2 separate regions of the Homo sapiens genome follow, and region 1 is linked to region 2. Evidence: chromatin loops called from intact Hi-C (ENCODE). Cell type or tissue: endothelial cell of umbilical vein. All regions are shown on one strand. Each heading gives the region's core, and the rest is flanking DNA. Links, peaks and the distances in the headings are about the cores only. Region 1 overlaps ATP11C (ATPase phospholipid transporting 11C (ATP11C blood group)). Region 2 holds the start of ATP11C (ATPase phospholipid transporting 11C (ATP11C blood group)).

The links. A loop is a pair of places that touch in the nucleus more often than their neighbours do. Peaks named below come from ENCODE experiments on the same cell type or tissue, not always from the same donor. Only the 100,000 strongest peaks of a DNase experiment are listed, where the experiment ranks them.
Region 1: it touches region 2 in a loop (2.8-fold over the local background); 6 of 110 quality-filtered maps call a loop at or near these places.

The regions. Positions count from the first base shown.
Region 1 is chrX:139,732,722-139,743,451 of GRCh38, reverse strand. ATP11C (ATPase phospholipid transporting 11C (ATP11C blood group)) reads left to right here. Exons shown (of 30, transcript NM_001353812.2): 27 at 2,358-2,461; 28 at 5,383-5,536. Among named protein-coding and RNA genes, the nearest start is that of MCF2, 30 kb to the right of the region's middle. RefSeq lists a silencer at 4,548-4,842. In endothelial cell of umbilical vein, for the core only: no CTCF peak of the experiment used is centred there; DNase peaks (open chromatin) are centred at 4,121 and 4,671; H3K27ac peaks cover 830 bases.
Region 2 is chrX:139,928,570-139,939,299 of GRCh38, reverse strand. ATP11C (ATPase phospholipid transporting 11C (ATP11C blood group)) reads left to right here and starts at 6,247. Exons shown (of 30, transcript NM_001353812.2): 1 at 6,247-7,284. The coding sequence starts at 7,258. RefSeq lists enhancers at 5,561-5,610, 5,651-6,000 and silencers at 6,781-7,020, 7,061-7,220. In endothelial cell of umbilical vein, for the core only: no CTCF peak of the experiment used is centred there; DNase peaks (open chromatin) are centred at 5,759 and 6,159; H3K4me3 peaks cover 3,276 bases; H3K27ac peaks cover 2,385 bases.

The DNA of each region.
Region 1 (10,730 bases), core at 1,127-9,126, 200 kb after region 2:
GTTATTCAAGTGTTTGCCTTAATACTTACTAAAATGTGTATGATACTAGGGATTTGGGTATTTGTATACTATTTTTTGATCAGTTTTTTCCCCAGTATATCGTAATCCTCTTTATATTGTTTTACTTAAAAAAATTCAAACACCATACTTATGTCGAAAATCTGTTTCTTCTTTATTGCTGTTTTTAAGGCGTTATGATAAGTGGCATATAAACAGGCTGTGGGTGAGAGTGAGAGAGAGAGCGAGAGAGAGAGAGAGAGTGTGTGTGTGTGTGTGATTATGTTAAGTACTTGAATCTTCTAAAAATTATACTTCTGTTTAAGAACCCCAGGCCTAAAATAGGTATATATGAGCAAGATAATATGTGAAAAAGAGCTTGGTAGTAGTGAAATCTTATAAAATGTTTTCATCACTGATGGCCAGGTTGGTGGCTCATGCCTATAATCCCAGCACTTTGGGAGACCAAGGTGGGCAGATCGCTTGAGCCCAGGAGTTCAAGACCAGCCTGGGCAACATAGCAAGACCCTGTCTCTATTTTTATATATATATATATATATATATATATATATATATATTTTTTTTTTTTTAATTTAAAAATAAATATAAAAAAATAAAAATATATAAAATGTATTCATCATTAAAATTTACCCATGTTAGTGATAAAGTGCCTAAGAATATAATGCAGGTAAACAAAAGGGAGGTAATTTTGGCAAAATCATTGGCATTGACATGCAGCCATGTGATAATGCTGTGAAGCCTCACTGAATGCTACCCTTGAGGCCCATGATTTGGGAATCTCTTATAGTTGAAAGCATAATCAAATTATTTTTGTCATTCCAATAATAAACACCTCACATGGGTTCCATGAGTAAATACCTTTAAATGAATTCTGGCATGCCCAGGGGTTAGAAGCAGAATTCAGAAGTATAATTGTCAAAGGATCTCTCTTACCTTTCCCTCTAAATTTTTGTTCCTGGTTTATTTCTTATACCAGATAGAGCTAACATATGTTTGCTTTATTCATCTATTTCAGTAACATTTTAGGACCTTAAAAGGACATTACAATTCATCTCAGTATAGCCACTTACTAGCTGTGTGTCCTTCGGCAAGTAACTTTACCTCTCTGTGCCTCACTTTCCTCTTCTATAAAATCGAGATAGAAGTAGCACCTACCCTTTTTGAGGACTCAATTAGTGAATAAAGCACTTAGGAGGGTGCTCATTTCAATATATGCTAGTTTTCGGTTTTTATTATGTCTCACAGTATCACAATTTGAAATGGACGCCTCCCCCCTCCTTTTTTCCCCTGGCCTTGCATATAGCCACAGGGCTTCCAAATGGCCTTCACAGTGTTTTTCAAGTGTATCTCAAAGACTTCCACTCCCTCCTCTTTGGATTAATATTAGTATTATCTTTGGATTCATATTAGTATTTTCCTTAGCAACCAGAAGAATAGCAATTCAAGACTGAGCTACATTAATAATGTTATCAACATCCTGTTTATAAATGAGAAACTATAACAGAGAGCTGATGACCATGGTGTCACAGCAAGTAACAAAACTGAGACACCATCTCCTCTATAAAAATTAACTGCTCTGGATATTAGCTCATGTGACCCAGAAGTTTTAAGCAAGCGAAATAGTCCATACTTTTGTTTTTAGATCACATTTGAAAACCCCAGATACCACAATCTGAAAACATGATTGGTCCTGGCAGAAACATGAAGAGATTAAAATCTAACTGAATATTTTATTAATTTAATGGACTAGATACAGGTTTTGCAATTGGAAAGATACACTACATAGTCAAACCCATGATTCATTGCTACATGATGTTAGATGTATAGAGCCTTTGCATTTAGTGACTCCCGTCTGTTGTGTTTGAGCTTTCACGACACCTTTGAAAGTTTTGTAGTTTGTCTACCCTTCCTAGCTACCCCTTCCCTCTCCTACTTCTTTTCAGCTTATCTGCCCCCACCAGCTAGGTCTCCTTTTGCCATCATCTTCCTGGCTGCCATTGCCTGAGGACTTGGGGCTTGGGCCTCCTAGATATTACCATTACTTCATTCCTTGCCCATTCCCCAGTACTGAGATATCTGCAGCCCTACACCTACTAGCTACTTAGCCTGATCACACCTCCAGCCTGTACGCCAGTTTAGAGGCCTTAGGGCAGAGCTCAGCTTTCTCACCCTTGTTCTTTGAAAAACCTGGGTTCTGTTTAGTTCCCCTCTTCTCTGGATCCCTGGCCCAAGCTAGATCCTTTCATAGGTATCATTGTGTACTAGTTATCAGATACTATAGCGTATTGCCTGGTGCAATTCGTAACCGTCGTGAAATCTTTTGTGTTGTATCTTTTCAGCTTGCCTTGGATACCCGATTCTGGACGTGGATAAATCACTTTGTGATTTGGGGTTCTTTAGCCTTCTATGTATTTTTCTCATTCTTCTGGGGAGGAATTATTTGGTAAGCAATTGTACATGTGTGAGCAATATGTAAATAGCAAAGTAGATACATGTGTATGTACACTATATATGTAAGCATTCATTATACTTTAAAAATTTTAATTATATAAGATGACACGTCTTTAATATTAATGGCCTGAAGGTTATTTGTTAGCTGGTAGTGCTACTAATTTCAGGTAAGATTTTAAATACACATATATAGACTGCACAAGTCACTCAGAAGACCTCCCTTTGGTAGCTTCTGTCTGTTTGAAGGTGTTGTAAACATCTCTCTAGTGAAACTATAGTTTTCAGCACAACCTCTCGTGATTTTCAGAGGAAATACTCATCCTGTGAAGTTTCTACCTGATATATTGACCAACAGATACATTATTGTCCATTTGGACCCTTATTTTCTCTTGATAGTATATAACCATGATTCATGTTACTACAGGTGTGCTCAGGGTATAGGATATATACAACTTAATAATTCAGAGGGTTGTATTTTGAAATTGTCATCTTACTGTTTTGGTGGAGGAGGGAAGATGTAGAAAGGCAGACTCTGCAGCTTGTCTTTAAAGTTCATTTAGTTCATCTTGGTTCAGTAGATAGATGTTTGTTCAGAATCAGTTTTGTGCTTGAGACTCTATGGGTTAGAGAGATGACTAGACTGTACTCAAGGAGAATAGAGTCCAGTGAGGGACACATAAGCTGTGATTGGGAGAGTTATATATTTGCATCTCCTTTCTTTACTCCCAAAAACATATATTTTATTTTTAAATGTCAGAGTTGTTTTTTTTAGTGAATGGCTTCCCCTGACAAGGATGCCAGCAGCAGAGAGCATGGCTAGAGCAAGCCATAGTGTAAGATTTCAGGAGTACATATTTTCATTGCTTTGAGCAAAATCTTACATACAAAATGATTCTATTTTATCACAGAGATGTGAGGCTTATGTTTATGTCCCTTGAGTCTTAATTAGAAGAAACTCTATTTTGAAAAGCTTTTTAAAAATAAAAACCTTAAGAAATAAAAATATGAGAAACCTAATCATTTAAGGAAGTACCAGCTTTAAAAAGTATAATTACAGCATATATTTGGTACCTCTATAGGTAATTGAGAGCAATGAAGCTGGAAGAAGTCTCTATTTTCTTTAATAATATAACAAATAATTCAAAGTTGATTAAGAACATACCATATACAATTGTATGTCTGCCCAGAGTACCATAATTCTATGAATCTATGTAATCAGCATCTGAACTAATTATGCAAAATTTCTACAAAAATAAAATGTTTCCAGCGAACTCATTTCCAACCCTTTCTACAGACTATTCCTTATTGATGAAAATAAATCCAGTAAATGATTATGGTATTGTCACACCTGTTTATTCATTAGTGCTACTAAAAATGAAATGTTAATCTATTTTTTATTTTATTGCCTGAAGTATTATCATTAAGTAGAGTTGAGCCACTGCATGAATATAAACTTATAAAGCAACCAGTAAAATGTGACTAGAAACAATGTGAAACTTCAGCTGAATGTGGTCACAACTGATGTCTCTAGACATGTTTTACCCTGAGGCATTGAGTCACACCCGTCTTTGGGGTTGGGTAGTGAGAATGATGACTTCCGAGCCCCAAACCACATCCAGAAATAATAGTGTTTATTTTTTACTGCCCTACTACAAAACTCCATAGATGACATGGAGGTTAAAAAAAAAAAACAAAAAACAACTGGATGCATTAGTCAGAAGGTATGATGCCAAGGAACACTCTGTGACTAGCTGCCATTTGTCATCTGGGCCCCTGTTATGGCTCAGTTAACTGCCTAGAACATTATTCAAGGTGTTCTTCAGAATTTGAGTGAGGTAGAGTTCTGCAGAAGTCTTTTCCATGTGGCAGACTTTTCCCAGAAAGCCTGTGTAGCCTAGGCCTCATAAATTTTTCTACCTTCCTGTTCTCACTTTTATTCCACAATCTAATTTTCATAAAAGTAGAGCCACAAACTCAGTTTTATCATGTTACATAAGGGTGCATAGACATTAATTTTTAAATGAGAAACCAAATTATCTTCAGGAAGCATGATGTGTCATCTAATAAACAGGAGCCATGGTTATCTACCTGGAGCTCTTTAATCCTAGGGCAGTCTGATGTGCATCCTGTCTTTAAGCAACCACTTCTTCCCCCTCACCTTCAAAGAACAATAGCTTCACCTACTGAGGCTCTCTGTGGTTCAGCTCAGACAGAAGGGAAGGGAAACAGGCTGTGCTTCTCAATGGCCACTTTACAATGAAGTGGATGACTCAGAATGAAATCTAACTCCAGAATGGGGGTTCCTGCTGGATTTCTGGATTCTAAGGCTTAATGTCCAATTAGCAATATTCTACTCTGTGTCAACCTATTTGGCACATACTGTTAATATATATTTGTGGATGACAATGGTAGATTCCTTCCATTTGAGAGAGATGATAAGCTTCTACTGTCCTTTTTATATTTACATAGTGTTTTTATTGGGAGAGAGTTATAAAAATGTCTTTTGAATTTCTGAATACAGAACACAAATCCATCCCCATCTTAATAAAACAGCTGAGGAAATAAAATGCTTGTTAGGATAAAAATGAACCATTTCTCTTGAATATCTTTTAAGCACCAGCATTTTCTAATGCACATAAATAGTCGCCAGTTGGCAGCTTTAGAATTGATTGCCTGATTGTCTTCAAGTCAAATGCATTTTATCTTTTTTCTCCTTTGATTATCATTCCTTTTTTTCCAAACATTTGGTAAATGAAATTTGTTTATTACTTTGGGATATTCTAGAGAAAATTATTTTTATTAATGTATGTAAGGAAGATTCTTTTTAAATACAAACGACATTTTAATTAAATGTCCATTTCATATGACAGGAATTGATTTGTTTTTCCATCATGTATTTTCTTTCCACTGCAGGCCTTTTCTCAAGCAACAGAGAATGTATTTTGTATTTGCCCAAATGCTGTCTTCTGTATCCACATGGTTGGCTATAATTCTTCTAATATTTATCAGCCTGTTCCCTGAGATTCTTCTGATAGTATTAAAGAATGTAAGAAGAAGAAGTGCCAGGGTAAGAACTAAGTTTATCTTACAACCTGATTTTTGGAAGGGGCCTCAATATCTGCCATGAGCTAAAAACCTGATTTAGAAAATTACATTAGTTACAGCATGTTAAACCCCTCCTTACAGGTTCATCACTTAATTTCCTCTTCTGCATAAAAAGTATAGTAAAAACTTCGTTATCCAATGCAGGTGGTAAGTAGATTCCTTAATAGTGTTCTATGTGACCTTCGGCAATCCATATGGAGTATCTCATATGCTCCATATGGAATTTTAAAAGGAAAAAATTATTTTATTTTGTATTTAGCCTAGAATTTTCACACCAGGAATTTCCACACCAACATTTTCGCTTTAAACTTAGAAATTTCCCTGTGGGCTGTTTGCAGATTTTTTTCAGTTGATAATACCAATTTGCCTCTTTCAAACCTTTCCCCTTCCTTTAATTATAGTGCTGCTTAATCTCTGCGTTGCTTCTAGCCCTGTCTGTCCAGCAGTATATTTGAACCAAAGAGAATTCCCTGGATGTGGTTTTGACATCCTTAGCCTCTGGAACACACTCGTAAAAATTCAAGATAGTTTTATGAGTGTGTTTTTATTTTTCCTATTAAATTGTAAATTTCCTGTGGGAATGAGAAGTTATTTTTTCTGCTGCCTCATTATGATATCTTTTAAACATTTTTTAAAAAGCCTTTAAAGCGAAATAGGGAGATGAGCATGGAAAATAAAACTTTTGGCAGATTTTGACCAACAGGCTAATTAAATATGTCATATTCCTGCCAACAGTAGCTGATTTTATTAAACAAAACTGTTTCTGTCATATTGACACCAACTAGATCTTGTAGCACCTCCAAGGCAGTATTTTCAGGTAATATTCTAAGCTATGACTACCTGACTTATTTGATAAATTTGTCAACCAGTTTAGCCACAAAACTGTTACATCATGATTTTGTTTTTGCCTGTTGAATTGATAGAATCCAGTAGTTGATATTACATAGACATGGGGATCTGAAATGATTAGAGTAGGAAAACCTTCAGTGATTAGAATTGTAAAAGAGGAGATTCATGTCGCAAGTCAGTGTCAGCCCCAATCAAAAACAAGAGAACTGTCATAGGGTACATTGATTCTTCATATACAAGGCCAGTCAGTGTGTAATTAGGTGGCCAGAATTGCCCTTAACTCCCTGCTTTCTACATGTCTTATGGGCTGAAACTGAACACAGTAATGTTAGCTTAGTTACAACTGCTTTACTCTAGTCTGGTGTTTTAGGATGGAAAAGTTGCATTCAAATACCTGATTATGTCTTAATATCGGTTGAACAGGGATAAAACAGTTTGATACAACAGACTCCACCCAGAATGTCTCAAGTGGCAATTTGCATGAAACCAAATAAAATAATGTTGCAATAAGAAATGATTTGGGGCTTTTTATAATAGAGAATTTTCCAGGGAAAGATTTCCAAGTTGCTCTTCCATCCTTATTTGGGAGTATACTTTGGAATGATCCTAAATGTGTCTCTTATTTGAGGTAATGGAGCTCATTTTAAATAATGACTCACACCCAGCTACATGGTCTAAAGATGATAGAAAAATCTCAGAAAACAAAACTTTCAAACATGTCATCTTATCTTCTTCCTTATTAGGCCCTCTCAAAAAAGTTAGACATTGGCTGGAGGTGACTGTTACATAGACCATTAAATTGTGGGATGCTACTAAGCAGTCACAGATAAAGACTTAGAACATTTTTTTTTTTCACACGAACAGATTCTGAACTTCTGTTGAAAGTACGGAGTTCTGGGACTGCGTCCTTTTTTACTTAGCAGCATAGACTGTTGCCAGGGGTTTAGCATGAAATTTGTTATGGGTTATGTCCAGCGTAGGAAGAATTCTAGTGTCTGTGCTATGGCTTGGCATGCTGATATGCTAGAACAACCAGGAAAATTTCCATAATCATTTTCATTCATGCAATCATTCATTCATTTATTCCTACCCTTGTTGAACCAATAAACATTTGTTGAACCACCTACTGATGAACATCTCTCTTTACATCCAATGTCTGAAAGGCTAGATGGTTTTTCAGACTCTGGGATTTCAGGAGTCGCAAATGAGGCAAAATGTTGTGGGCACTCAGCAGTGCTGCCTCTTTTTTTTTTTTCTTATGAGAAAATGCAAGAGCAAAGTAGTGCAATATGAATGCATAGAGGCCTACTGCAACATGGCAGCCATGGCTATTCTGATAAATCACATCTGTTTATATAAGGCCCTATTTGGCTATATCAAAGAGGTGGAGGCCAACTTCTAAGATAAGGGAGAAAGAGTATGTTATTTTCCCCCAAATATTTTAGTCTTTATGCTCAGTGACCAACAGTCTGACACTCTGTGTGATTTCCTACTTTGTTCTGTATTCCTTGCTAAGACATTGGCCTCATTTTAAAGAGAGGCAAAAGATACTGGGTCTGCCCCATATCCTGATAGATCCCCCGATGTGGTCAAATGTGTGTCTCTACCTAGAGTAGAAGAATCCCTGACTTCAACCAATAAGTATCGTGGACACTTTATGTACACAGCCAGAAATGTGGCAGGTCAGCTGCCAGTGCTGTTCTTATGTGGGTCTTGGCAGCTGCTTTGAGAAGGGGACTTAGCAGTGTGTAGTGAAAATGTCTCTATGGCATTTGAGAAAGAAGCTAAGCTATTTATATTTAACAATTATAAGAGCAACCTTATGCTGAATTCTGTTCAATTCAGCATACCTTGCCTGAGGGCCCACTATGAGTTAGCTACTGTACTAGGTGTTGGTAATTCAGGGATGAATCAGATGTGGCCCTAGCTCACAAGCAGCTCTCACTCTGGTTATAAGGAGCATTCATATGGAATACTTCTGTAAGCAGGTATTAAACAGAATAGCAGAATCAGTGATGTGGCTTGTTTTAACACAATTGAGCTATTTCAAGTCACTACCTCCTGAAACCTCCAGTAAAATCGCTAGTATGGCAGCCTCCACTGCAACTGAGTTCTGTCATAATGCTAGTATTAGAAAGAATTCCAGTATCTTCAAATGTAGGTTCTCTCAGTTGTTTAACTCAAGGGTTGTAGTTAAGCCATGTATCCATCAGCTGTATTTTTAGCAATGAGGTTAATTTTTTTCCCCAAAGTTCCGTTATTAAGGATCCTAGAGCTTTTCTTTAGCTTTATGAAGTGACAAAGCTGCATAGCAATGCTGTTGAGGGTATATGATGAAACTACCATTGAGCACTGAACAGTGAAACAGCAGGATAACACCTCAAGGAAAGGTCAAGTATAGGATTTTTGTATTTCAAAAAGTTGTGTCCCCCCTAAGCACAGTCATTGGCTGTCTGTAAATCAATGAAATATATCTGGAGTTTCTGGCCAAGTAGCAAATACCATTTCACATTTCCAATGGAGAAATTTCCACATATCCTGTGTGAAGTTTTCTCATGTAAGTCACCACAATCAAAAAGGAGGCTTAACTTCGCTGAAGCTTGACAAAGGAAGACTATAATTTAATGGGAATGCACCCAGCAACATGGCCGTGCTTAGCATGGGATGTCAGCACAAACAGGAAGAAATATTCCATTATGTAGAGAACTCTTTCAGAGTGGTAGACAGGGAAGGGAAGAATGTCAACTGTCTGAGCCAAAGTCCCAGAGAAAGCATTTTGGAAATTTTGGAGAATATAGTTAATCATTATAATAATGATGATTACTATTATGATTCTTACAGTGTCATATACAACCATGGGTTCACAGGGCAATAGCCCTGTTAGCTGGATTAGACAAAAATAAAGTTTAATCCTAATGTCGTGGCTGTTGAGATGGGCCTTTATCCATTGGCCTCTTTGACATACTGCTAATTGAGCTGGTGTCAAAGCTCTCTAGATGACTGCAAAGGAATGTGGAAATTTCATTCTGTTTTAGCTCATTATCTCCTGTTTACCCCACCCCACTGCCGGTTGCTAGCTATATCAATTTTTTTATTGCTTTAGTTACTCTTTCCATGCTTTCTCCTGCTTTCTGTACTTTCATTTCCTTTATAAAGTAGTTTTAACACCTAATCTATTAACTCCTAATATTTCTGCTTCATAGAAATACTTTTATCTCCGATGGTTGGATACAAGTGTTTGAGCACACCAAAACGTGCTTACAGTTGCAGTCTTGAATAGATAGGTTTGTGCATTAAACACGGGGGTGGGGAACTTGGTATCATGCTGATCTTGTCGCAGGGTTTTTGCCCATAAAATAGAAGATAGAAACAATTAAAATCTTTTTCTCAGAATCTAAATATTCTCTAGCTTTATCAATTGGTAATTTGCATTCTATCAATATGTCTATCAACTTTCTTCATTCCACCAACTTTCTTCATTTAAGGTAAAAACAAGAAAAAATGTAGTTGTCAAAACATGAATAAATTATTTACCTTTGAAAGTTTAATTGTTTATTAGAATCTTCTGGAAACAAATGTTACTTTAGCTGGTTTCTTTTTCTAAGCCCATTTTAGGTCACTAAGTAGACAATATGGGTAATCTTTATTAGCAGAGTTGTTCAAGTCATCCACATTGTTGACCACTCATCTTCTGTTTTGCTTGGGCAATGCCAAAACTGAGTCTGTAAATTACCTTATAATTTCAGGCACAGAATCAGAAGGAAAAAAATAACCTTAGGTTTGCCAGTTAAACTTTATCCATTTTCACTTTTCTGGGTGTTTTAAGGGGAAAAAAAATAATACCTTACCCAGGTAAAATTTAGCCTATCTTTCTAAAGAGGACTCTGTAGGAAAAACAGGGAAACCAATCAAATTAGGTTGTAAGAAAGGAAGTTAAGCATTGGTCAGAGGCAAATGGGACTGAAATGTGGTATCACCAAATGTTTTCCCATTGTTATTTTTGATTAAGTTTTTATCCTGCAACTGCTTAAGAGCAGTCAGTCCCTTCATAGTGTATCTGTACAGTTGCATAGGGGAGATAATTACTTCAAGATAGATTGGTGATTGGCAATGGACCCTGGACATAACTCTTTGACCAATGGATTTTGAACAAATGTAGGATAGTGAATTAATGATTAGAGATAAGTCTTATTTTAACGAGAAGCATATTTTAAAGCTATTTTATTTAAAATAGTCAATTTTCCCATTAACAAAATAATTTCAAATTGATATGTAGAGAAATAGTAGTTGGCACGTAATAATAGACT
Region 2 (10,730 bases), core at 1,790-9,789:
ACTACTTGTAACCCCCAAAAATCTGAGACAGGTCTCAGTTAATTTAGAAAGTTTATTTTGCCAAGGTGGAGGACACGTGCCCGTGACACAGCCTCAGGAGGTCCTGATGACATGTGCCCAAGGTGGTAGGGGCACAGCTTTTATACACTTTAGGGTGACACGAGACATCAGTCAATATGTGTAATATGTACAATGGTTCAGTCCGGAAAGGTGGGAAAACTCGAAGTGGGGAGGGGGCTTCCAGGTCATAGGTAGATACTAGACAAATGGTTGCATTCTTTTGAGCTTCTGACTAGCTTCTCCAAATGAGGCGATCAGATATGCATTTATCTCAGGGAGCAGAGGGGTGACTTTGAATAGAATGGGAGGCAGGTTTGCCCTAAGCAGTTCCCAGCTTGAGCAATTTTGGGGCCCCAAGACTTATTTTCCTTTCACACACTCCTCAGTATGGACCGTTGCTTTTCTAGACAGGTCTACTTACTATTTACTGAAGTATTTTTTCACTTCCACATCTTTGCCATTTCCTTGGCTATAATGCTCTCCTACTCCCTGTTTTTGTGTCCAAATGCTATTTGTATTTTAAACTAATTTTTATGAAAATAACGTGTGTACACAGTTTAAAAAGTAGAACAGTTACAAGGCTTATAAAGAAAAAAACGTCCTTTATCCCGTTCTTCCCTACTCTAGATTTGTGTTCCCAAAGGCAAGTTGTTTTTGTTATTTCAGTTGTTTCTTCTATTTACCTCCTCATTTCTAAATACAATAATTATATTAATATATCTGGACAATAACCAATAACTTCTTATTATTGGGGATAAAGATTTAGTCTTTTTTTTTTTTTTTTGAGAAGGAGTCTTGTTCTCTTGCCCAGGCTGGAGTGCAGTGGCAAGATCTTGGTCCACTGCAACCTCTGCCTCCTGGGTTCAAGCAATTCTCTGCCTCAGCCTCCCAAGTAGCTGGGATTACAGGCACCCGCCACCACGCCCTAATTTTTGTATTTTTAGTAGAGACGGGGTTTCACCATCTTGGCCAGGCTGGTCTTGAACTCCTGACCTCATGATTCACCTGCCTTGGCCTCCCAAAGTGCTGGGATTACAATCATGAAGATTTAGTCTTTTTATGCCATATCTTTCTAACCTCTTCTCTATCCTCTCAATATAGTTTTGTAGGATGTTAAATTCTGAATTAGAAATTTCTTGGCCAGGTGTGGTGGCTCACGCCTGTAATCCCAGCACTTTGGGAGGCTGAGGCAGGTGGATCACTTGAGGTCAGGAGTTCGAGACCAGCCTGGCCAACATGGCGAAAGCCCGTCTCTACTAAAAATACAAAACTTAGTAGGGCGTGGTGGTGGGTGCCTATAATCCCAGCTACTCAGGAGGCTGAAGCAGGAGAATTGCTTGAACCCGGGAGGCGGAGGTTGCAGTGAGCCACGATCGTGCAACTGCATTCCAGCCTGGGCGAGAGAGTGAGACTTGGCCTCGAAAAAAAAAAAGAAGTAATTTCTACAGAATCTTGAAGGCCAAACTTCACCTCAGTGAACTTATTGTGGCTCCTAGCGATTGCCTCTTCCCTTCCACGGTGATTTTTAAAAAAACAAAACTATCCTTTTAATGGTCAGTTATAGAACCTTACCTGCCTTCAATATTATGATTACTAGAATATATCTTCTTCCTCTTTTTGAAAAACAAGACAATATTAGATAATCACTCAGTCCCTTTGGACTTCTGCCATTCTCCATGATTACTAACCTCATCTGTCAGTACCCTAGGATGTAATTAATATGGGCTATTTGGAGGGCAATAACAGGGAGCCCTGATGTCATCTGAGGAAGTGACATTTAAGCTGAGAGCTGAAGGATGAATAGCAACGGTGGGTGAAAGCGTTCCAGCAGAGACTGTTGCCTGTGCAAAAGCTGTCAAGAAAGAAGGAGCTTTGGGAACTCAAGGAACGTAAGCAGACGCGTGGGATAGAGCCTGGTGAGAGGAAAAGTCGTCTACCTGAGGTTAGAGAGGGAAGGCAGAGGTCAGAGAATTCAGGGTTCTTGTTGGTGATGTTAAGGCAGGATTTTGAACTTATGCTAAGAGAGTGGGAAGCTACTGAAAAGTCCTAAGCAGGGGAGTGATTTGATCTGACTTGCTTGCCATAGATTTCTGTGGTTGCAGTGTACAGAATGAATTGGAGGGGCCCAAAAGGAAGATACAGGTAAAACTGATCATAAATAAACATCAAGGCTAGCCTTGAAAGGGGGAAATAAATTTCAAATGGGCAAAAGATAGTCTTACCAGATATGTTTGGAAGCTCAGACAGACAGTTGAATTCCTTCGATTTGCTAATGATGGGGTGATTTAGATGCTAATACAACAGCCTCAATTTTTTCTTTCTTCTTTTTTCTTTTTTTGGTATTAGATGGAAGTGACTCCTTCGCACCGCTCCCCTCCTGCCAGATTACTTGAATTGCTGACCGACCCACAGATCCCAGAAGCAGTTTGCGCTCCTTCGTCACAGGTGTGGCCTACATCCTATGCTCTAGTGGTTGTTTTGCTCACTTGCCATGGTGAGATTTCTGAGGGGTTGAGGTAGAAGGTATGGAAGATTGGGGGTGGGGACAATAGGGAAGAAGAGCTCCTGGGTAATTAGTACAGAAATGGTGCAACAGAACTGAAAGGATTGAGAAAGCACTCCTTCCCTTCTCTCCCTCAGGTAGCAAGCATTATCTAGTCAAGTTGGTAATAAGGACAGAAACAAGACTGTTTCCTCTGAATTCCTACCTGTGGGGCTTCTTTCTGTTGCAGTTAGCTGATCCACCAGAAGAGGTGGTGTTATGTTTCAGGGGTTCTGACAGTTTAGGCAGGAGGAAGTTCATTTTTGCAGTTCTGTTCAATGGAGTTGTCCCAATGAAAATGCTGGCTGAGGGCCTACTTTACATAGTCACAGACAACAGCTTTCTACAACACCTGGGTTTTCTTTGGAAACTGTGAGGAGGCACTAAAAAGAACCAAAATCTTTTTTCTTGTCTTAAAAAAACTCACAAAGGAGTGACTCTGAAGGATGTGTGTGAGAGTAGCTCTAATTTCAGGTTGAGTTTGGATACAGAAAAAATCACCTTGCATAATTTCATGTTTTGCTGAGTATATTTTGATTTGTATGGAATTGCATTAAAAAAAAATAAAGATGAGGTCTTGCTATGTTGCCCAGGCTGGACTCAAACTCCTGGACTCAAGCGATTCTCCTACCTTCGCCTTCCAAAGTGCTGGGATAACAGGTGTGAGCCATCCTGCCCCCAGAATTGCATTTTTTTTTTTTTGAGACGGAGTCTCGCTCTGTTGCCCAGGCTTGAGTGTACTGGCGCGATCTTGGCTCACTGCAACCTCCACCTCCCGGGTTCGAGTGATTCTCCTGCCTCAGCCTCCCGATCCCGAGTAGCTGGGATTACAGGTGCGTGCCACCACGCCCAGCTAATTTTTGTATTTTTAGTAGAGACAGGGTTTCGCTATGTTGTTCAGGCTGGTTTCAAACTCCTGACTTCAGGTAATCTGCCTGCCTCGGCCTCCCATAAAAATACCTGGAATAAAAATCCCATAAAAATGCCTGGAATTGCATTTTTATAGTTGAGCAAATTAGACTGGACCCATGAGTATAGGTGGCGTATTGAAATAAATTGAGAGAATAAATAGCAGAATTATAACAAATAAAAATCAACAATACTGCTATATCTTTTTTGGGGGGTGGGGATGGAGTTTTGCTCTTGTCACCCAGGCTGGAGTGCAGTGGTGCGATCTCGGCTCACTGCAACCTACACCTCCCAGGTTCAAGCGATTCAATTGTCCTGTCTTAGCCTCCTGAGTAGCTGGGACTACAGGCATCCGCCACCACACCTGGATAATTTTTGTATTTTCAGTAGATACAGGGTTTCACCATGTTGCCCAGGCTGGTCTCGAACTCCTGACCTCAGGTGATCCACTCACCTTGGCCTCCCAAAGTGCTGGGATTACAGGTGTGAGCCACCGCGCCTGGCCCAATACTGCTATATCTTGAGGAATCTTAAAATTCCTGTGATTAGGCTGCAGTAACATGACAATGGGTATGTATGAGAGCATAATGCAAACAAAAAAAAATTTCAGGTCTCTAATATTTTTTAAAGTTGATCTGTTTGAATCTATAAGCAAAGTACATTTTTTCCACTTGTTTAACAGAATTGAATTTGGAACGATATTATTTACTATTCACTAGCAAGCACTTGTATCCCCAAATGTCTAAATTAGTTTATTATTTTATTGATAAGGATGTATTTTGGTAAGAATTCTAGACTTATACCTAGAACTAAAGACAATAACCTCCTCCACCTCCCAATTCCAGTATCTAGAATAATGTCTGCCACATAGCAGTCGTTCAACAAATAAACTAGTGAAGAAATTACAGTATTTGCTGTGTTCAATAAAAGTAAAGCTAGAGGCCGGGCATGGTGGCTCACGCCTGTAATCCTAGCACTTTGGGAGGCCGAGGCGGGTGGATCACCTGAGGTCAGGAGATCGAGACCTGGGCAAGATGGTGAAACCCCGTCTCTACTAAAAATACAAAAATTAGCCGGGTGTGGTGGCAGGCATCTGTAATCCCAGCTACTTGGGAGGCTGAGGCACGAGAATCACTTGAACCCAGGAGGCAGAGGCTGCAGTGAGCCAAGATCGCGCCACTGCACTCCAGCCTGGGTGACAGAGTGAGACTGTCTCAAAAAAAAAAAAAAAAAAAAGGTAAAGCTAGAAAGCTAGAAAATAACTCTATTTGAAAATCTTTAAAGCAGTAGAGAGCAAAACTTTAGATCTCTTTTGTCAATAAAATATCATAATATCTGATTAATATAAATATAAATTTAACATAAATCTTAAAAATCATTAGATACAGGCTCAACTGTGAGCAGAGAAGGAATCATAAGAGGGGAAGAATTGAAAACGGTTGGTTTTACTTCTTGGCAGTTAGGACAGTTTGGGAACAAACCTTAGGTCTCCTGCATTTGCATTTTATTGGGAGATGGGCTTCTCGTTGATCGCAGAATGAAGTTCAAACTTCGTAACATGTTTTTGAAGAGTTTTAGATTTTAGCTTTCGTTCGAGCCGCCCTTACCTACACGTCCTGGGCGTCTGCCACTACAGCGTGATCTCTTTCTTAGTTTGTCCTGCGCTTTTTCACCGACCTCTCCCTCTACCCTGGACTTTGTCCCCTTGGGCTCAGTCAGGTCCCTCTAAAGCCTTCCCACGTTTCAAGGGCTAGTTTAATCTCCAGGGCTTTTAGGAAAACTTCCCAAACCCCATTTTCAGATGCAATGTCGCTCTCCCCTATTTCTCTAGCACTTTGAACTCTAGCTATTATTAAATTCTAACGTGGCATTTTCGCTTGTTTGTATCCCCCAACCAGATTGCGACCACCCTGTTGGGGAGGTCTTTTAAGAAATCGCTGTGTCCAGCCCTGGCACAGTGCCTGGTACAAAGAAAATTCCCAGCAAAGGTTTGTTGAAATGAATCCGAACTCCGGAGGGTAAAGGAGAAGCGCCTATGCCTAGTAGTAAAGGCCTATTCGCGACCTTTGGGAAGGCCTGTGGTGTGGCTGGGCCCTGTCCCCAGCTCTAAACTGGCAGGAGAACGCGGCGAGGCGGAAGACTCGTGTAAGAGTCTCTGAACTCCCTTTCCTTCTTTTTGACTTTTATAGAAGAATCTGCAAGTTCTTCTCCAACAGCCTTGGGCCCCGCCTTAAGGGGCGGTGAAAAGGGGTGGGGTTGTGGTAGTTGGGAGGGATGCCCAGCCTCGTGGCAATTCTGGACTCGCTTTTCTTTTGTAATTTTTAAAGTTTCGCAAATTCCAGCTCTAAGCTGGGGGCCGAGGGTGTAGAGGGTTTCCTGATGCGCACATTTTGCGTTCCAGGGAAAGCTCCCAGGATTCGGAGCTTTGCCTAATTTAGCCTTCTCACATGTCCCACCGCTAGGAAGGCTACCGAGTGCGCCCGGCCTCCACACCCAGCCGGCCGGCGTGGAGAACCCGCTGTTCAGCCCGCGCTTCCTTCTTCAACCCTCTGGGCAAACCCGGGACTAGCGTGTGGGGGAGCTCCCAGCCCGCGGTACCAGGCGAAGTAGGGGGACGGTTGGACTACAACTCCCAGGCTGCCCCGGGAGCAAGGAGGGGGAGGGGGCGAGCGGGAGGGGCCTGGGTGGGGCGGGGTGGGGGTCAGGGAAATCCCGCCCCGCTGCGCAGCAGCAACGACACAAAGCCTGACTTTACAACCTCAGAGAAAGTGGAAGTAAGAAGGCTTAGGTGGGCAGGCAGGACGAGAGAAAGACTGAGAGGAGGGAAAGCCGCGTAGGTGGGAGTACAGCGGCGCGAGGGTCGAGGGGGAACCCTCGTCGGTGCAGATGAGGAGGGTGGGCTTTCAGAACTAGTCCCCCCTCGCACCCCGCCCCGCCCCTCCCGCGCTGGGGTCTTCACGGTGCCCTGCCTCAGAGCCCGGCTCCACCACGCCCGGAAGAGGGAGTCTGGCCGTCGGCTGGCTCAGGGCGGGCCGGTTGGCTGTACCCAGGCTCCCTGGCCCGAGTGCGGGACCAGAGCGCGGGGCGGCGCGGCAGCCGCGGACCGAGGAGGGGCTGCGAGCGAAACGGCGCGGCGCGGCACGGCGGACGAGTTAGGGCCGGGGCGAGGGAGGCTGTGGCTCCCGACAGAGACAGGGGAGTAGTGTCGGGCTGAGGCGAGGTGAGGCGCGGGGTGCCTCGGGAGGGTTCCCCGTGCCCCGAGGGGGGCGGCCGCGGAGTCCAGCGGGGAGGCGGGCGGTGGTGCCGCGTCGGGGAAGAGCGCATCCCGCGGGGTGCCGAGCCCGGCGCTGGCGGAGAGACGGGGGCGCCCCCTCCCCACAGGAGGAGCCTCGCGCTCCTCCGCCATCCTTCCCCCGCGCGGCGGGCTCGCCTTCTCAGTGGGTGCTGCGCGAGCTGCCGGCCCGGGGTGCCGGGGCCAGATAAGGGCGATCCGCGGGGCCGCCGCCCCCGGGTCAGGCAGGCCGGGGGCGGGCCGCGAGTGAGGCGGGGCGGCGGCTAGGCTGCGGGCGGCTGGGGGGCGGGGGAGCGCGGAGAGCCGAGGGGGGCAGGCGGCGAGCGGGTGGCCCGGCCGCCCGCCTCGCTGCTCCGCTTGGCGCCGCCGGCCCACGCCGCAGTGTGTTTTGTGGACGGCGCCTTCCCAGACAGCCCGGTAGAGCCCAGCTCAGCGCCCGGCAGCCTTCGACGCGATGTTCCGCCGGAGCTTGAATCGTTTTGTAAGTACACTCGCTGCGGCTCCGCGCGTGCCGGTTTGCTTGCTCGCCAGCCCCTTCGCCGGGTCCCTCACAACAATTTTCTGAGGGGGCAGTTACGTCTCTGGGAGACACCACCACCCCTCTTCTTCCTTTTCACCGAAACACGGTGCCCAGGCGGCCGGGGAGGGGAGGCAGGTAGGGCTCTCGGGGTATCCCACCCTCGCCCCCAGGACAATTCGACCAGGGCTTCCCGGAGCTGTTACAAACTCTGCCTGAAACTGGGGGCCGCCTTCGGGCTGGGTGGTGGGGGGGACTCGTGGGGGGACCGACCCGGGGACCCCTCAGTTTGCCAATTAGTCGAAGATGGCGTTTTATTCTCAGGGAGGTTGCTTTCTTTTGTTTCCTCTGCCACGAGCACATGGAGGTAAACCTAGACCTGTCACGGTGGCCCAAAAGAAGAGCTGGGGGCTGAGGGAGCCGGAGACTAGGGCAAGACTCAGCCTTGCCTAGGGCTCAGCCAGCGGGCGGCTTCTGACCGGAGGCCGGGCAAACTTTGGAGACCCAGCCTACAAAGCTCACCTTTAGGGTGTTTGAAAGGCGAGCGTGATTGTCAGGGTGGGCCGGGTGGATGTGCAGCCGCGAGGAGGCTGCGCCGCCACTGCCCGTGCTGCCGATCTCTGGTCTGAAGCCTCGCGGAGGACTGAGCACTCCAGACCTTGAACCCATGGGAGAAGGCGGACTGTGACTGGACTCCTCCGTCCACGTTTACCCCCTTCAGAATCCCCAGAAAAGGGAATTTCATTTTCATGGGAGTTAGCCATAGGGAAAATCGCTTTCTGGCTACTGACTTTTTTGAGTAACCTGTTTACTCCTAGAGGGTACATTAAGAATGGAGCGAAACAGGACCATTTACGTTCCGTGCTGCTATTTGTAGCAACTTCCTTAATTGCAAGAGGTGGTGGCGGGAATAGGATTTTATTTCTGCCAATGATGTGGAAGAAAGGGTTCATCTGCAAATTTTGATTTTTCTGTAGTTAGGAAAAAGGGTTGAAAGCTGAGTGCTTTCCTCTACCTGCCTTAAAATATATCTTTTGAGAACATGTCGATTTGGTTTTATTCATGCAATTATTCCTAATCAAAACGTTGCTAACATTTTTCATACATCGGATATATTTGCTCTCATTTTTCCTTCATTTGAAACTTTCACAAGTGTACACTGGCTAAAAGTAATACTTGCACATCCCTTTTTAGAATAGTGCTGTGTTAATGGTTTTCTAAATGTTGACCCCACCCAGGAACATGCAGTATGAAATTGGAACAGATTATTACCTGTGGCATAGAGCAGTAGAGGTTGTACATATCAATCATCTTGAAATCCGTAGGTGATGGCTTGTACTGATAGCTTTGCTGAAGCAAGTGACTAAAATTGGTTTCTCACATTTAGCCTGAGAATGCAAGCGGGTATTGTTCTTAATAGCTGTTTCACATAGATTCTTGTGATCTTGGAGTGTTGCGTGGGGGTGACAAAAAGGGAAAGGTGGCAATGAAAGCTAATTGTATTTAGGAAAAGGATAATCTTTTCACGTGGCACTCTTATGGTGGAAAACAACTGGGCTCTGAATCATAATAAAATCATTAAACTTAAGTTGTTGAAATCCTTTTTTTTTTTTTTTAAGGATTTGAACATTTGAAACCGAACAACTCAAGTATTGGTCTAAAAGCCCATTGCTTCCCTTTTGCGAAAAGTGATCTGCATCGTATCAGAGTCTAGTAATTAAGCAGTGCTGGCCCAGGAAGCCAGGGCATGCAGTAGAATTTGCAGCAGTTGTTGAGGTGCCAGCCTGCAGGTTTGAGGCTAGTACTTTGCATCCCCGACCAAGATCTCAGCAGAGAATCACTTTTGCTAATACTGAAATGAGCTTTGACCTTATTGTTGCAGCTGGAATATTCAGCTGTTCACATTTTCCTGCGCAGCCATGACTGTGGTAAGTATCAGGAATTTGTACCAGTGCGGTAAGCTGGAAGGTTCTTAGGAGTTGTGTCTGAGCCCTAGGCCCAGGGCAAGGAATTAATCTGCATACCGTTGGACTGAATGTGAAAATTACTATCAAATAATCATTGCTAAAAAACGGCTTCAAAATTTGGGGGAGGGGGGCAATTTTTCCATCTCTTAGATCAGTAAACCATGCGCTGTTCTCCTCTTTTGCCTGACAAATTCTTTGAGGGGTACTTCCATTTGAATTACTAGAAGACTAGAATTAAAGATTTGAGTGGAACTTTGAGACTTTCACAGCAGTATAGATGTAGTCAAGGTTGTGAGTTGTCTTATGATTGTTTTAATATTTTAGAAATAGAGCTATGAATTCCTTTCAAAATGAGTTGTTTTTTTAGTGTACCTGTACGTGTCTGATATTGGTTTTGATTGTGAAATAAATTACAGTGGTGTTGATTGTAGTTGTTGGTTATTGAAAACTAGACTACATATTAGAGAAGTGCTTCCTTTATATTTTAAACCTGACGTGGAAGAATCCCTTAGGATTCTTACAAGCATCATCTTCTATAGCTCAGTTGTGTTTGCTGAATCATTTTTGAAATGCCATTTATTTTTCGAGTTTTCCAATTTCAAGCTAAAAGAAAATAGTGATTCATTGTATTTTTTTAAATACATGGTCTTGACTTCTTTGCCATTAATAACTGTGTTCCTTTCTTTCTGATGAATTATGACTTTCCTTTTGACAGTTTTGAGGTGGAAAGAAATTGGTGGATTTGGTGTATAGCATTTTAGGGTTGAGGCATGTAGAGGGTGTCCTAAAGGATTTAAGAGTTGGATGTCTCTGAGTGCAATAAAAGCACCACCTGTTCTCAAGTCAACATCTCCATAAATACAGTAAATAAGTAATAATAACTCTGTCTGTACAATTTATTTTCTTCAAAGGCATATTTAATCAGAAGTCTGGACTAGTTGAGATTTAAGGGTCATGGACTTTTATGTTATCCTGTCTTGTTTTATTCTTAATGCAATTCCTAGTGACTATAGTAACGTGTTCTCTTGGGTTTAAAGATTTATTGAAAGTCTAAAAACAATTCCCCCCTCTTTTTGGCTTATGAAATTATTTTATACTAAAGATTCAAAATAAGAGATTTCTTGATAAAGTAGGTTGGGGGCTTGGTCAAGAGGATGCTGTCAGTTTAGCTTGTCAGTGATAGTTAACAGGTATGCATTTCTAGACCTTTGATACATGAAAGCTTAATTGTGAGTGTGAAATACTGGAGTACATTTAAATCTCTGATTCTAGAAGCCCTTAAACTGCTTTGGTTTCATAAAGCATGTAGCATATAATCATAATATCACACAGAAGATGCCCAGGACTAGGAAGAAATTAGACTGCATAAGGAAGAATGGAAATTTAAAATAAGACTAAAAAATACAAAATAAGAATTAATGAAATAGGTAGCTAATTTATTGC